Linked DNA regions of Homo sapiens: region 2 is linked to region 1. Evidence: read pairs that join two places in POLR2A ChIA-PET (ENCODE). Cell type or tissue: Panc1. All regions are shown on one strand. Each heading gives the region's core, and the rest is flanking DNA. Links, peaks and the distances in the headings are about the cores only.

Region 1 (8,461 bases), core at 2,744-5,243:
GGATACACTAGGATCTGGAGTTCACTTGAACTCCAAGGAGGAGAGGAAGAGAAAGAAACTAACAACTCTTGGGTTCTAGTGAAGACAATATGGGAATTACTTTTTGTGGGGAAGTCTCTAGATGAAAAGTAATCAATGAGCAGTATTTAGAATAAAGTCTTAGACCTCAGAAGACATTTGGGGGAACAGAGATCTGAGAAGCAGAGAAGCACATCAGTGTCCCCTTAAGCAATGGGAGAATGAAAAGAAAAAAGTCTGGGACACAACTCATGAAAATATCCATATCTTAGGATGCAGGCAAAGTAGCACCAGTGGAAGCTTAAGAGTGATCAATGAAGAATCAAGAACATTGGCTAACCGTTCACTGACACTAGAGGCAGCCTGGTCTAGTGGGCAAAAATAAAAAGACCTTTACCTTTAAACTTGTACTTCAGGCCCAACACTGATTACTATTTGTCCTCAATCTCTCTCTCAACTGGGTTTCTCATGTTTAAAATCGGGGCAATGGCCTACGCCCAGGCACCCTTGCAAAGTTTTGGTGAAGATGGGTGACTAAAACAGATGCAAACGTACTTGGAAAAAATGTTGACAATCCATTCCCCGACTGACTCTGAGAATGACCTGTGTTAAGTCCACTAGCTCTCGAACTTTAGTGTGCACAAAAAAACATGCTGGACACTTGTTTCTAGAGTCTTGGGGGTCCTATTCTAGAATAAAAACATCTGAATTTTTAAGTTCCAGGTGACTTTCATGCAGTGGTCCATGGTCCAGATTTAATGGGATATTGAATGGGTCCAATCTCTTAAAAGATTAGAAAGCAGGCTGAGAAGAATGCTGTGTCAATGTTGGGTTGAACACCAGGCAGTGGCAAAGCACAGGAAGTATTACAATGAAAGACAATTTGAGCAACAGCCTTGTTTCTAAGGATCATAAATCCTGGGACATGGAAATATCCTTATTATGTATTAAATCTTTATCATGATATTCACTTTAATTTCACCTGTTACAGCTAAAATAAAATTTTAGTAGTAAAGAACTCTCATAAAAAGACATTTAAATTACCGTAATTTTGGAGACTACAGAGGAGGCATAAGATCCACTTCAAAAGAGTAAGACAGGCCAGGTGCCGAGGCAGCAGGATAGCTTGAGCCCAGGAGTTCAAGACCAGCCTGGGCAACACAGGGAGACCTCATATCTACAAAAAGTTTAAAAATTAGCCAGGTGGTGGTGCATGCCTGTGGTCCCAGCTACTTGGGAAGCGGAGGCGAGAGGACTGCTTGAGCCCAGGAGGTTGAGGCTACAGTGAACTGTGACTGTGCCACTGCACTCCAGCCTGGGCAACAAAGCAAGACCCTGTTTCAAAAACAGAGAGAGAAAGAGCTAACTTTGAGCCCTGCCCCCCAACTATTCCACAAAGAACTGTTTGGTATCTACTATTATCCACACCTGTTACATCTAATCCCAGGGTAGACTGATTTGCACATGGAGGCCTAACCTCAAAGACTTGCATTAACACTTGTTATCTAGAGAATATTCTACCATTTAATATTCTTGGCTTTGAATAACCTAAAGCTCATTTGCTGGAGGTTCCAAAATACTCTGAAGCCTGGTTACAGTGACTGAAATCAGGGGTTGGAAATGTGTCCTTCTCTACAAAGTCCAGAATTCAGGTTCCTAGCAGCTACAACTCAGGGTTAGGTTAGCATTTTGGCTGTGTACAACAGCAGTTCTTGGACAGTACTGCAAGCTAACAAGGTTTCTCACTCTCACAATTTATTTGGGCAAATTGCCAATCAAGATTGATCCAGTTTTGCTTTTTTTGGAGGGTAAAGGACAATTTGATGTTCCTAAAATCACGTGCTGAGCTGTATTTTCAATTAGACTCGGCGGGGGTGGGGGGAATCAAGGTCCAGGATTGCACTTTGTATGTTAATACAGAATGTTGTAGATGATACTAAACACACTGACTGTAGCTACCAGTCTTCTCTGTGATAGGAGACTAAGAATCCAGTAATTTAAAATAATAAAATACTTCCTTCCCAAAAGATTATTTGAAATTGCATGTCCAACCCAAAGCGACAATGCTACAGTTTAAAAAAAAAATACCTTGTAATCTATCATATAGGAAAACACTACAGCTTAAAGGAATTGGAGCTAGCACACTTGAGCTGATGCTGCTGGTCATATATCAAGTGCACCTTTATGTAAATAACTTAAAGCCTTGAGGAAATAAGCAGTAATGAGACAGACTACAATTGAAAATAATAGCATGAGAGAATTCAGGTTGTTTTGGCTTCTTTCCCCATTTTTCTCTTCCCCTTCTTAAAAAAAGGAACCAATTTCATCAAATAAAGAAAACAGCCCAGTTCCTCTGCTTATGATAAAAATTAGACAACAAAAATACTTACACGGGACTGGAATTCAAAGAGCAATGATCCACCATCATTTCTGGAAGGAAATCCAACTTAAACGCAGCCATCACCTCACTCTCCCCTTCAGAAGCCAATGATATTAACTTGCTGCACTTGTCTGATCCACAAATACACACAGCTTTAGCTTCCTGGGCCCCACAAAAAACACAAAGTGGAAACAGGAGCTCAGGGAAACCAGCAATAAGTGCCACAGAAAGAGGCAGGACTGGGGAAGGGGTAGGGAAAGGGAGTATTGGATTAAAATGGGGATGTGACCATGTGAAGGGAGGCTCAGCCCAGCACACAATGAAAGTGCTGATGCGCCAGGCTTGTTTTGTGCAATTTTCCCTGGCGAAGCAGTACTAAGTGCACTGTCAGATAAATAGTGTCAGATCCATGAAGATAGCAGTGGCTAACAGAGCAGAAGAAACACAAACTTGTTTCACATCCTCCAAACTCCTCCCTGCAAACCAGTTTTTAAGGTCCCCCAAAGCCTGAAACTACCTGAAGCAAGAAAAGGCTCACCGAAGAAATGGGTTGTTAGCCTTGCTTTTAAACTTACGTTTCCATGTGCCAAAGACAGCAATGAGCACAGTGCTTAGGTCCAAACTAACCTCAGAACAGTCACATAAAGAGGAATGATAAGACCATCAGAAGCAGGCCAGAGGCAAACTGGTTGAATAAACTGGCCACCAGAAACTTACCACTCACATACAACTGCCTACAGTTGATCAGCCTTGCTTTTTTTTTTTTCTTGATATTTTCAAAAGAGCATCAATTTCTCAACTGACCTTGCTTTCTTGATGTGCTATCTAATGGTTAGAGCAAGGTGTGCTATCTAATGGTTCCTCATCTGGGTGAAAGACTTCAAAAATCCTTTGTTCAGTAACACTCATTAGATGGCACAGGGAAATTTTCTTTACTAACTCTGAAGCTTCATCTGCCAGAAAATAAAAATGGAATAGTAATATTCTGCTTCTTACTAGCATACTAGGAAATAATGTATTTTCAGTTCTCTGTTGTCCTTTCTAAAGAAACAAAGAACAAAAGCCACTTTAGTGATAATAATGAAAAAGAACTAGGGCCTACCAGGGACAACACTCAAACATGTAAGGGAAAAACCAAGAAATGAAGTCTCTTCATTCTCTTTTTCCTCCTTTAAACTGTTGATAAAACCAAGACTAGTGAGTGCACACATAAAAATTCTATTATGGGTGAGCAGTAGAGATGGATATACTTAGCAGTCAAGGCAGATGTGTGCTCCCGTTCTCAATTTAGCTCCACATCCCCCCAAACAACAAATGGCGGCATTTCAATATTTAGGCAGTGACTCTAAAATGTTATCTCTGAAGGCTCCCAAATTTCACAGGCTTTCTTTCCATTTTTATCATTAGAGTTGCCTTACCTCAAAGATTTCACTTCACCCAAGCTCAGTTCACAACACAGGGAACTTTGAAAAAAAGAAGTTATGTTCAGCCTGCAAAGAAGTAAAACGAATGAACTACTAAACACACAGAGTTAACGTTAAAAAAAAAAAAGAAAGGCAACACACAATGGCATAGGCCTAGAAGTTCTAATCTGTGTAACAATGGCTAACATCTGTCTGCACCTGACCCAGGAAGGTGAAAACTGTCTCTTCTGTCCATGTCCAGACGTCATCATCCAAAATCTAGAACTGTACTGTAACAGCAGCTTACTGCTTTTTCTATTTTTGCCAGAGACTCGCTCATCTGATTTACTACTATAGAGGCAGAAGTGGCAGGAGCTCTCTTCCACCCTATTAAAGCGGCAAAAACAAACTGCAAGTGAGAGGAGACTGTGCAACTGACACACAGTACACAGTTTACCAAGCCCATGCCTGTCAGGCAGAAGATGGTAACCCTAGCTGGGGCTGGTTAGATTACTGGCTATGTTTGTCCTAGTTTCTCCTACGTACATTGGAACTGATGGCATGCCTCTTCCTATAGAAAGCTGCCTAGACCAAAGAATAACTGAGTCGACAACCAAATTAGATCTTTTAGTGCAAGAATTCCTCTAAAAAGACATTCCAGGCTTTAAAAAGGCTGAGCAACAACAGCTCATGGTGGCTCACGCCTGTAATCAATCCCAACACTTTTGGGAGGCCAAGGCGGGCGGATCACCTGAGGTCAGAAGTTGAAGGCCAGCCTGGCTAAGATAGTGAAACCCCATCTCTACTAAAAAATATCAAAAAAAAAAATTAGCTGGGCGAGGTGGCACACGCCTGTAACCCCAGCTACTCGGGAGGCTAAGGCAGGAGAATAGCTTGAACCCAGGAGGCAGAGGCTGTGGTGAGCTGAGATCACGCCACTGCACTCCAGCCTGGGCGACAGTAAGACTCCGTCTCCCCCACCAAAAAAAAATCCTTTAAAAAGGATTCAATAAATTTCAAGGAACTTACCTAAATTTCAAGGTTATTGTGTTTTTAATATTTCCTAAAAACATATGAAATCTAATTGTATCTCTAGTTCAAATCAGAATCACATCTATAACAAAAGACTACTTAAATGGAGACATTACTGAGTTGCCAGGCACTGTCCAATGTATGAAAAGATGTGCTCTCCTTAAAATAGTTTCCACCAAGCCAAGGGCTGGGAAATATGATTTAGAGTAATGTCTTAAAATCATTTTTTCCCAGTCATAGAACTTTTGTTCAAAAGAAGTCTCCAGAGGCCCAATTTATAAAGCAGTTGAAAATAGAAAGCAGGGCCCATAAATTCTCTGTGCTTATACTGCTATTAAAGTCCATTTTATGATTTATAAAGCAACACCGCTTTAAAAACCTACAAGATGGAAATGTTATTACATGAAAGAGGGCACTTCTTCTCAGGCAGGTCACCAGAGTTATCTCAGTATAATTAAATTCAACATACTTTGGGAAAAGAGAGCACAGAAATTAATCACAAGTCAATTTTAGAAAGAGGTTATGAAGTTAAGTGATAAAAGCAATTATGGGAATACAAAAATGCAAATATTAAGGGAAATTTAAAAGTAGAATTAAAAGAAAGTTATTCACAAAAAACTGCCCGTGTGTGCGTGTGTGTGTATGTGTGTGTGTGTGTTTAATGTCTTAATTAGTCCGGACACGGTGGCTCAAGCCTGTAATCCCAGCACTTTGGGAGGCCGATGCAGGTGGATCATGAGGTCAGGAGATCGAGACCATCCTGGCTAACACGGTGAAACCCTGTCTCTACTAAAAATACAAAAAATTAGCTGGGCGTGGTGGCACATGCCTGTAATCCCAGCTACTCGGGAGGCTGAGGCAGGAGAATCACTTGAACCCGGGAGGCGGAGGTTGCAGTGAGCTGAGATTGCGCCACTGCACTCCAGCCTGGACGACAGAGTGAGACTCTGTCTCAAAAAAAAATCAGATAGACATTCCAGGCTTTTCCCACAAAGGAAGCATTAGAAATACAGAGGTGACAGGAGGGGTTATAACCAAGGGTCTGCTGCAAAAGAAGGCCTTAACTTTCCCTCAGCCTCTTTTCATCACCTGTTCCTTTCACTCTGAATGTACTTTCATGGTTTCCTCTTCTCTCCCTGGTTGTCCGTCTGTCTCAGTATTCTCTGCCTTGAATATTCTCTACTTTTTAAAAGAGCAACAATTCAAAGCCTGATTAAGTGAAGGTAGGAGTAGTCAGCCTGCTGTAACATTAAGAACCCAAATCATTAAAAGTGATCAATATAGGTAAGAAAAACACTCAAAAGAACAGCATTCATTGCATTTAGGATATAGGAATAGTATAAACTTAACAGGAAGATGTAAAACTGGATTAGAAAAGAGAAAGGCTAGCAATCACAGTATGTTTTGCCAAAAGGATGAAAAAGCAAACAAAAGCACAGTTAAGCAAAAAAGCCTAGTTGGCATATGCAAATGTCTACCTTGATAGATATAACCAGGGAGTTCTACAACAGGTGAACAGATTTTACACTTCCACCCCAATAAATCTAAGTATGTTTGAAAGGGCAATAAAGTAAAGTCTAGTTATATAAGCACAGAGGAGATTAGAAGCTACTACTGAAAAGGGAATCAATGTCATTAAAAATCACCATCAATCTATATGAGGGAATTCAAATTGCAAAAATCTAGGGAATGGTTATAACCTCAGATTGCTGCTAAGTGGACTGGGTATTTTACCCCCAAGTTTCATAAGAGAGAAAAAAAGTAAGCAATTGATACTTGAAAATAACCAACTACAGTAACTTAAATTTTTGCACAGTACCTTTTTGGACCTAAATTTCATTTCTAAAATCGAGTATTTCTAATATAACTACTGGGTCTCCTGAGCTCCCAGCCAAGTACCTTGCTTGCATAGGTAAAATATGGTGACACAAACTGGTAATTATCTCTGTGGCATTTCACTTTGTGGAAGATTTCTGTTATTGTTACAAAATGTGACGGTTAAGAATAATTTACGGGGCAAGAACACAGGCTTCACGCCTATATTCCCAACACTTTGGGAGGCCAAGGTGGGCAGACTGTTCAAGCCCAGGAGTTTGAGACTAGTCTGACCAACAAAGAGAGACCTATCTCTACAAAAAAATACAAAACATTAGCTGAGTGTGGTGATGCATACTGTAGTCTCAGCTACTCAGGAGGCTGAGGCAGGAGGAGTGACTGGGCCCAGGAGGTCAAGGCTGCAGTGAACCAAGATTGAGCCACTGCACTCTAGCCTGGGCAACAGAATAAGACCCTGTCTCAAAACAAACAAACAAAAAACAAAACAACAAAATAAGTTTTCCATAAGAATCTAGACAATGTAAAAATTTCTGAATGGTGGGGGAGGGGGGTTAAAGAAGAAATAGAAATATTGTAAAAAGAATTTTTCTGGCTGGGCACAGTGGGAAACGCCTGTAATCCCAGCACTTTGGGAGGCCAAGGCAGGAGCATCATTTGAGCTCAGGCAAGACTAGCCTGGGCAACATGGCGCCATCTCTACAAAAAAATACAAAAAATAGTGAGGCATGATGGTGCCCACCTGTAGTCCCAGCTACTTGTGAGGCTGAAGTGGGAGGATCACCTGACCCCAGGAAGGTCAACGCTGCAGTGATACTTGATCGCACCACTACACTCCAGCATGGGCAACAGCGTGAGACCCTGCCTTACAAAACAAAATAAATAAAACATAAAAAACCTCCATTTCAGGCTGGGCGCGGTGGCTCACCGCCTCTAATCCCAGCACTTTGGAAGGCCGAGGTGAGCAGATCACCTAAGGTCAGGAGTTCTAGACCAGTTTGATCAACATGGTGAAACCCCATCTCTACTAAAAATACAAAAATTAGCCGGATGTGGTGGCAGGTGCCTGTAGTCCCAGCTACTTGGGAGGCTGAGACAGGAGAATCGCTTGAACCCAGGAGGCGGAGGTTGCAGTAAGCCGACACCATGCCATTGCACTCCAGCCTGGGCGATAGAGTGAGACTCTGTCACCAAAAAAAAAAAAAAAAAAATTTCCATTTCAAATCTAAAATCACTGTACCAAAAAAGCACTACATTTAATAATTTGTTGTGTACAAGTTGCCTTGCCTGTAAAATTACCACATACAGTATACTGAAAGGATATGACAAAAACATCACCATTTTGAAAACGAAAAAGTTTTCCATTTCCTCCCCTATCCTTAATCACAGAAAGACTCTGTACTCAGCTCTGTACTACTGCTGTGTACTCAGCAATAGTATAGCCTCAGAGCCTTCCTTGGAGTATCTGTCAGTAACACTGACCCAACAGTCCTGTCAAATTGTGACCACCCTTCCAATCAAGTCATACTTTCAGATCCCACACTAGTTCTGGAACTTAAGTGCATTTCTTAGTTGGTAACAATATACTGTAAGTTTACACTTTATTTAAGCTCCAGTGCTGATTTAAAAATCAGTATGTTAGGCCAGGCACGGTGGCTCATGCCTGGAATCCCAACACTTTAGGAGCCCAAGATGGGCAGATCACGAGGTCAGATCGAGACCACCCTGGTTAACACGGTGAAATCCCCTCTCTACTAAAAAAAATACAAAAAATACAAAAAAATTAGCCGGCCAT
Region 2 (8,461 bases), core at 3,244-5,743, 94 kb after region 1:
TGAAGGAGAAGAAGTAGGCGCCGGGCACGCGGCAGCGAAACTGGCCGGTGGCCACATCGAAGTCGCCCCCGATGTTCACGTACACCTTGTCGAAGGTCACCGCCATCTCCGACGTGCCCTCCAGGGGGGTGGTGCGTGCCGCCGAGAAGGCCGAGCGCAGCTCAGAGGATCCCGGGCCGGGGGTCGGGCCCAGGGCCCAGCAGGCCGCTGGGCCCAGCAGGCCCAGCAGAAGCGGCAGCATGGCGCCTGGGAGGGAGACGGAGGGGCGAGAGTGGAGTGTTGGCAGGGGCGGCTTCCAAACGCCCGGCTCTCCACCGGGAGACAAGGGTTCTCTTCCCAGCCCTGCCCTTGACCCACAAGTAGGTTTCAATTTTCCTACATCCTTGGATTCTCAAACTCTAGCGAGCCTCACTGTCACTTGGAGGGCGTGTTCAAACATACATAGTTGGGCCCCATCACCAGAGTTCATTCAGTAGGTCTGTGATGGGCCTGATAATTTGCATTTCTTTGTTTTGTTTGTTTGTTTTGAGATGGAGTCTCGCTCTGTGAACCAGGCTGGAGTGTAGTGGCACGATCTCGTTTCACTGCAACCTCCACCTCCCGGGTTCAAGCAGTTCTCCTGCCTTAGCCTCCTGAGTAGCTGACATTACAGGTGCGCACCATCACGCCCAGCTAATTTTTTGTATCTTTAGTAGAGACGGGGTTTCACCATGTTGGCCAGGCTGGTCTTGAACTGACCTCAAGTGATCCACCTGCCTCAGCCTCCCAAAGTGCTGGGATTACAGGCGTGAGCCATCGCGCCTGGCCTTGAAACCCCGCCCCCCCCCCTTTTTTTTTTGAGACGGAGTCTGGCTGTGTCGCCAGGCTGGAGTGCAGTGGCTTGATCTCGGCTCACTGCAGCCTCCACCTCCCAGGTTCAAGCGATTCTCCCGCCTCAGCCTCCCAAGTAGCTGGGACTACAGGCTTGCACCCAGCACACCCAGCTAATTTTTGTATTTTTAGTAGAGACAGGGTTTCACCATGTTGGCCAGGATGGTCTTGATCTCTTGACCTTGTGATCCGCCTGCCTCGGCCTCCCAAAGTGCTGGGATTACAGGCGTGAGCCACCGCGCCCGGCCGAAACCCCTTTCTTAAGTGAAAGCTTGAACACAGACTAGCAGAAACACTCTGGTTAAAGAGGCCTACAGCCCTGTCTGCTGGGCTTGCCCCTACACCTCCCATTTGACACTCAGGGGCCCTGGTAACCCGGGGGATTCAGGGGAGTCTCTGAGTTCCCCTCAGCTCCAGTTGGCTGCATTTTCCTGTGGTTATTTTATGGTCCTTGGTCTGCCACTCACGCAGGCACTGGCTCTCTGTGTCAACGCTCTGCATGACCGTTACTGTTTAAGCCCCATCTGAGCAGGAAAGGAAATCGCTGCTCCCTGACCCCTTTCCTGGCCTCACCAGGGGCCCTTCCTGCACAGAGGAGGCGAGAACAGTTGGGCTTTGAGGTAGCTTCCTCCCCCTTGAAATCAGAGTAAAAGAGAAGGTGACTCCTTTCTCTTTGCTTGGAGGCTGGTTACTCAGAAGAAGGAGTGGCGAGCCAGGGGCTACTGGGGATGGACAGGGACAGCAACAATTCCAGCAGGGCTTTGGCAAGGCTGTGAAGTCAGCAGCTTTGTTCCTTGGGAGTGATGGATTGGAGAGGACAGATAGCCAGATCTGGGTTCAGGTCCTGGCTCTACCACTCACACTGTGAAACCTTGGGCAGGTTCCCTAACTTCTCTGGGCATGGCTTCCTCCATGTAAATGGGGAAGAGACCTCACACACAGGCTTGCTGTGGGGGTGTGCTGAGATAGGTGTGAACATGGTTTGTCAACGGCAGTGCTGAGGTGTGCAGATGCTTCTGTCGGTTGCCCTGACAAAAGTGATCTGGTCCAGTTCTTGACGTAAGGGTTTAGGGACTCAGTCACTCCTACCCCTGAGAGCTTGGTGAAGGCACTGCTTAACTCAAAGGAGTCACTCTCTGATGTAGGGATTCCATCCTGCTTCCTAGTAGGGCACGTGCTTTGGGGCTTGAATACCCAAAAGCCCTGATGTGGAAACAAAACAGGAAAGAAATGAGCTGGAGACAGCCTGGGATGTGGGCTGCTTTAGAAAATGCCCTGTATGTGTAGCTCTGTGTCTCTTAGAGACAGCAGGGACCTGCTGAGAAGGGTTGTCAGGTGTAGATGTGCAGAACGTCCCAGCTAGAATCTAGCTCACACTCCACATGTTAGAGCAGCACCTGGCGTAAAGTATGCCACCTTCTCATTCTCATACTAAAGACCCCAAGTTGCTAGCCAACTGAATGCTGTCTCCTTCCAGAGGAGGTGCTTTTTGTAATTCTCACAAAGGTGTCCTATGGATTAGTTAGGTGTCCCTTGGTTAGGACAGGGAGGAGGGAAGGGGCCATCCACAGTGGTGAAGATGGCACCTCACAAGTGTCCAGTGCATTCCCTTTTACAAAGTTCTTTTAGACACATGGTCTTGGCAAACCTACAAGACAGGTGGGCCGTCTCCCATTTTATAGATGAGAAAGCTGAGGCCCAACAAGGGAAAGCATTTTGGCCCAAGGTCACCCATGGAGCACTGAGGTTTTTTGACTCAAATTCCGTATGCCTTCCTGTCACTCTTCCCTCCTAGACACAGGTATGTCCAGCCAATTTGTTCTGTGCCTCAGTTTACCTTTTTGCAAAACTAGGAGAGGAGATCAGAGGAATGAGTCTTGGGATCCAGGGTGAGGAAGACAGAAAGCAAAACCAAACAAAAGCAAGCAAACACATTCTCTAGTGTTTTGTCTTCTGGGAACACGGAAAACAGCTCAGCTTTTCCATACCGCTGCTTTCCTAGTGGGTCCTGCCCCAGAAGCAGCTGCCCAGCAACCTCCTGACCAAGGCTGGTGCACCCCACCAGTGCCAAGGGTCTTCCTGTGCACCCAGTACCCAGCCTCCGTTTCACCCACACTGCCCAATTCCCAGATCCCTGGATCCTCGTCCTTCCCTGAACCCCCTTCCCTGAGCAGGTCAGAGGTGTGGGAGGGTGTGTCAGGTGGGTGTCATAGCTCCAGGGAAGGAAATGGCTGTTCCTGGCTCTGTCCAGGTGGGGTTCAAAATAGTCATCTTCAAAGAGAAAAACTGGGACACAGAGCTGGAGAGACCCAGAGCCCCGGAGCCAAGGCGGGAGGTGCAGCGATGTCAGGCTGAGGGGATCGCAGAGTTCCCCCTTGCCCTGCCACTCACCAGTTAACCCTTCCCTCAAGCCCTGCCAGAGCCCCCTCCCCAACCTACCTTGAAAGCCCCTCATCCTTCCAAGAAGTCCCACTTTCACAGAAGCCAATTAATCCTTATTTTTAAAAAACAAAAACCAATCCCTCTCCCCCGAGACCTTCCCTCCATCCATCCATCCCTTTGGAATGAAAGCCCTTGTGCCTGTTTCACGAAAAGGCTCCCAGGTCCTCCTTTCAAGGAAAAAGGACCCAATTTCCCCGCGCCTCCCCAGCCCTCGCTTCCAGTAAAGGGGGAACCTCGGCTCCCTGCCTCCCCTCAGCTGCCCTCACCTGGCTGGGGGCGGCGGTCGAGTCGGGTTCGGTCTGAGCCCGCGATCTGGCTCCGGGCTGCGGGCTGCGGGCTGCAGGCTGCAGGCTGCGGGTGCCGGGCTGCGCGCTGACCGCCCGCGCTGCGGCAGGGGCGGCGGGGGCTCCGGCTGCTTTTCCCGGCTCTGAGGCGGCAGCGGACAGGGTGCTGGGGCCAGGGGCCGGGCGTGGGGAGGCGTGAGGGAAAGGGAAGGTCAGCTAGAGAGGGAGCCGAGCGAGAGCGAAGAGGCGGGGGAGAGACGGGAGGGGGAGAGGAGGGGAGTAGGGGAGAGGGAGGGGCGAGCTGCGGGGCCTAGGGGCTCCGCACGGAGTCTGCGCCGAGCACTGGACCCTTCCTCATCTGTGACCTCCTTAGAGCTTCGTCCTCTGGGTCTAGAGAGCAGGCATCATTAATCTGAGCAGTTGGGGAAACTGAGGCCAGAGGCAGCAGCTAACGCGGGGTGGCCCAGAGCGCTCTACAGTCCAGCTTCCTTCCTAGTGTGGGGAGAGAGGGCTAGAGCTGGACTCAGAGGCTGGACTAGCCTTTGGGCTGCAAGGACAGTGGAAGGTGAGATTTTGGCTGGGACAGATGTCCAAGCTAAGTGGCCTTGGGGGAGAGGTCTGAAGGAAGAGAAGGATAAATGGGTCAATGTTGCCAGTAAAGGAAGAGCTGAAAATAACCTAGTTTTTCCTCCTCACCTCCAAATTGGAAAATGCCCACGGTCGGTTAGGAAAGAGGGAGAAGGGAGTCTGCAGGCATCAGAGGGGCAGCCTGCGTTCCCCGGGGTGAGGGGCAGTAAGGAGGAGAGTCCTTGGGGCAGAATGGAATTTTCTGCTGGGAAGGTTGCTCCTGCAAGAAGGGACAGGATTGAGAGGGCAATAGGTGGGGAAGAAAGGCCTCTGGAGAGGGAAACTGATGCCCTGCCTCGCTGGGGCCAGGCTAGCAAGAGTCCAGCAGGGCACCCGGGCTGGGAACAGCGGTCTTCCCATGGTAATACTCACCAGAGGCACTAGTGCTGGCCTCTACTCTGGGCTTCGAGCCCGTGGGATGGGGGCTCAGACTCCCTTTCTCTAGGCTGCTGTTCTCTCCCCTGACGGCTGTAGAGGTGACGACACTGCCTGGCACTCAGTAGATGCTGACTGAGTGGATGACTTTTGAAGAGCTCTACTTTCAGCAGCCAAGAGCTGGTGCCCTCTGCCTGGCCCTGGTTGACTCCAGAGCCATGGGCTCTAATTCTGCCTCTGCTGCAGGTCTGCTCTGTGGTCCCTGAGAGGCCTGGACCCCTGCAGAACCCCCGTCCTCTGGAGCTTTCCTTTTGGAGCTCTCAAAGTTTACCCCACCCCAGTTAATCTATTTGTCTCTAGGAAGATGTTGGTAGAGGTGATTGGCTCTGCTTCAAGGGTGTTAGGTGAATGATGGAATGAATTAACGAATATGTGCCAGAATAGAAAGGAATGAATGGAGGTGTTTTGGGCTGGATAATGAGGGTATTTGGTGACAGAGGGTGAAGCACCTGTCTAGCCCTTGTCAGATCACAACTGTCTCTTTCACCAACTTGAAAAGCTTGGGCCACAGGACTGTGGGGAGGACAAGAAGCAGGGTAAGGGTGGGATGAGCCACACAGGGATGTCGAAGGAGAGCTGGGGGATGCCAAAAGCCAACCTATGGCAATCTATGGCCCTTCTTAGGGCCATGGGCCCCTTCTGGATGAGAAGAGTGGAGCTGCTCTCCTGAGGGTGATTCCAATGGTGGGAGGGGAGGGGAGGGGAGAAGGTATATTATAGGATAATATAATCTCAGTTGAGGTTTGGTTCAGGCTGGGATTTGACACTCCCTGGATCCACAAGAGTTCTCACCAGAGAAGTGAGGGTTGAGGTAGAGATGGGTGGCTGGGGCAGATGACATCAGGATTTGCATCAGGGGACTGGGATAGGGAGGAAGCCACTGGGAAAGGGATATAGAGAAAGATGATGCCATGAGCTGGTGGGTGTAAGGCAGATGGGTGGGCTCCAGAATGGGAGTTAAGAAGAGGTGGCAGCAGGATCCAGAGAAAAGCCCTAGGCTGGTTATAGTCCCTGCTCCCTCCTCTCTTGTTTTGCAGCCACAATTTTATTTATTTTTGAGAGAGGGTCTTGCTGTGTCACCTGGGCTGGAGTGCAATGGTATGATCTTGGCTCACTGCAGCTTTGACCTTGCGGGCTCAAGTGATTCTCCCACCTCAGCCTCCCAGGTAGCTGGGACTACAGGTGCAGGTCACCATGCCTGGCTAATTTTTTTTAAAATTTTTTGTAGAGACGAGGTCTCACTCTGTTGCCCAGGCTGGTCTTAAACAACAATTATTTTATTTATTTTTTAATTGAGACGGGTATGGCTGGGCATGGTGGCTTACGCCTATGATATTAGCACTTTGGGAGGCCAAGGTGGGAAGATCGCTTGAGCTCAGAAGTTTGAGACCACTCTGGGCAACAGAGTGAGACCCCATCTCTCTCTCTCTTTTTTTTTTTTTTTTCTGAGACAGACTCTCGCTCTGTTGCCCAGGCTGGAGTGCAATGCTGCGATCTTGGCTCACTGCAACCTCCGCCTCCCGGGTTCAAGCGATTCTCCTGCCTCAGCCTCCTGAGTACCTGGGATTACAGGAGCGCGCCACCATGTCCGACTAATATTTTGTATTTTTAGTAGAGACGGGGTTTCACCATGTTGGTCAGGCTGGTCTTGGAACTCCTGACCTCGTGATCCGCCCGCCTTGGCCTCTCAAAGTGCTGGGATTACAGGCGTGAGCCACCGCGCCCAGCTGTCCCCATCACTTAAAAAAAAAGTTAAAAAAATTAACATTAAAATATATATAAATTGAGACGGGTTCTTTTTTCTTTTCTTGAGATGGAGTTTTGCTCTTGTTGCCCAGGCTGGCGTGCAATGGAGCAATCTTGGCTCACCGCAACCTCCCGCTCCCAGGTTCAAGTGATTCTCCTGCCTCAGCCTCCTGAGTAGCTGGGATTACAGGTATGCACCACCACCCTGGCTAATTTTGTATTCTTAGTAGAGATGGAGTTTCTGCATGTTGGTCAGGCTGTTCTCAAACTCCTGACCTCAGGTGATCCGCCCGCCTCAGCCTCCCAAAATGCTGGGATTTCAGGAGTGAGCCACTGCGCCTGGCTGAGATAGGTTCTTACTCTGTCACCCAGGCTGGAGTGCAGTGGCACGATCTTGGCTCATTGCAGCCTGGGCTTAAGTGATCCTCCCCCGTCAGCCTGCCACCACGTGGCAGCTAATAAACAACAATAATTTTTATTTATTTTTATTTTTTGAAATGGAGTTTCACTCTTGTCACCCAAGCTGGAATGCAATGGTGCGATCTCGGCTCACTGCAACCTCCGCCTCCTGGGTTCAAGTGATTCTCCTGCCTCAGCCTCCTGAGTAGCTGGGATTACAGGCGTATGCCACCACACCAGGCTAATTTTTGTATTTTTAGTAGAGATGGCGTTGGCCAGGCTGGTCTTGAACTCCTGACCTCAAGTAATCCACCTGCCTCGGCCTCCCAAAATGCTGGGATTACAGGCGTGAGCCACGGTGCCCAGCCAACAACAATAATTTTAATAGCAGGTTCCTTTCACTGAGTGTAGTAGATGCTGTCAGTGGCCCACCCACACCTCCAGGCCTACCAGGAGGGCACCCACAGACAGTTCCTGACCAGGCGCCTACTTCCTGTGTCCCTCCTGAGGGCATTTTCAGCTATGGGAGTTAGTGTGGGGCAGGCCCAAAGGGCTGTAGAGTTAATACCCCCAGAGCAACCATCAGCCAATGGTCCAGAGTTAGGGGTAAATACCCCAGCTTTCTGGTCCCTCGATGGGAGCATTCCAATTCCCAATTCCAGGTCATGTTTCAGACTCAGAGAGACTCCAGCAGAGTTAAGTTCTCCATGGTGAAAACCCACTGGTATCTGTGCGCTTTTTTTTTTTTTTTTGAGACGGAGTCTCGCTCAGTCGCCCAGGCTGGAGTGCGGTGGCGCGATCTTGGCTCACCGCAAGCTCCGCCTCCCGGGTTCACGCCATTCTGCTGCCTCAGCCTCCTGAGTAGCTGGGACTACAGGCGCCCGCCACCACGCCCGGCTAATTTTTTTTTTTGTATTTTTAGTAGAGATGGGGTTTCACTGTGTTAGCCAGGATGGTCTCGATCTCCTGACCTCGTGATCCACCCATCTTGGCCCCCCAAAGTGCTGGGATTACAGGTGTGAGCCACTGCGCCCGGCCTATCTGTGCACTTTATTCTGTTTCCTCTCTTTGTCTCATTTCCCCGCTCGCTCACTCCGCTTCTTGGGATCACAACTCTCTCCTTCACCAGCTTGAAAAGCTTGGGCCCCAAGACTATGGGGAAGACAAGAGGCATGGTAAGGGTGGGATGAGCCACACAGGGATGCCGCAGGAGAGCTGGGGAAGGCTGGAAGCCAACCTAGGGCAGCCACAACCCTTCTTAGGGCCATGCAGCCCTTCTTAGGGCCATGTGTCCCTTCTGGATCAGAAAAGTTAATGCAGGAGTAGGATTTAAACTCAGAGCTATCTGGCTCCCAAACCCAGTCCTTAACCAGTATACTCTGCAGCCTCCCTTTCTCTGATTCTCTCTCAGCCTTTTTATTTTTATTTTTTAAGACAGAGGCTGTAGTGCGTGGTATGATCTCAGCTCCCTGCAACCTCTGCCTCCTGGGTTCAAGCGATTCTCCTGCCTCAGCCTCCTGAGTAGCTGGGACTACAGGTGTGCACTACCACACCCAGCTAGTTTTTTTGTATTTTTAGTAGAGACAGTTTCACCGTGTTGGCCAGGATGGTCTCGATCTCCTGACCTCGTGATCCACCCACCTCGGCCTCCCAAAGTG

The links. ChIA-PET counts read pairs that join two places held together with the same protein. Peaks named below come from ENCODE experiments on the same cell type or tissue, not always from the same donor. Only the 100,000 strongest peaks of a DNase experiment are listed, where the experiment ranks them.
Region 2: POLR2A ChIA-PET joins it to region 1 with 10 read pairs; 6 of 35 experiments call an interaction of 5 or more read pairs at or near these places.

Annotation. Positions count from the first base shown.
Region 1 is chr11:47,497,045-47,505,505 of GRCh38, forward strand. CELF1 (CUGBP Elav-like family member 1) reads right to left here. Exons shown (of 15, transcript NM_001376376.1): 2 at 3,817-3,888; 3 at 2,409-2,560. The coding sequence starts at 2,479. Among named protein-coding and RNA genes, the nearest start is that of CELF1, 52 kb to the right of the region's middle. In Panc1, for the core only: no CTCF peak of the experiment used is centred there; no DNase peak of the experiment used is centred there.
Region 2 is chr11:47,590,570-47,599,030 of GRCh38, forward strand. C1QTNF4 (C1q and TNF related 4) reads right to left here and starts at 3,842. Exons shown (of 2, transcript NM_031909.3): 1 at 3,579-3,842; 2 at 1-246. The coding sequence starts at 241. In Panc1, for the core only: no CTCF peak of the experiment used is centred there; no DNase peak of the experiment used is centred there; H3K4me3 peaks cover 628 bases.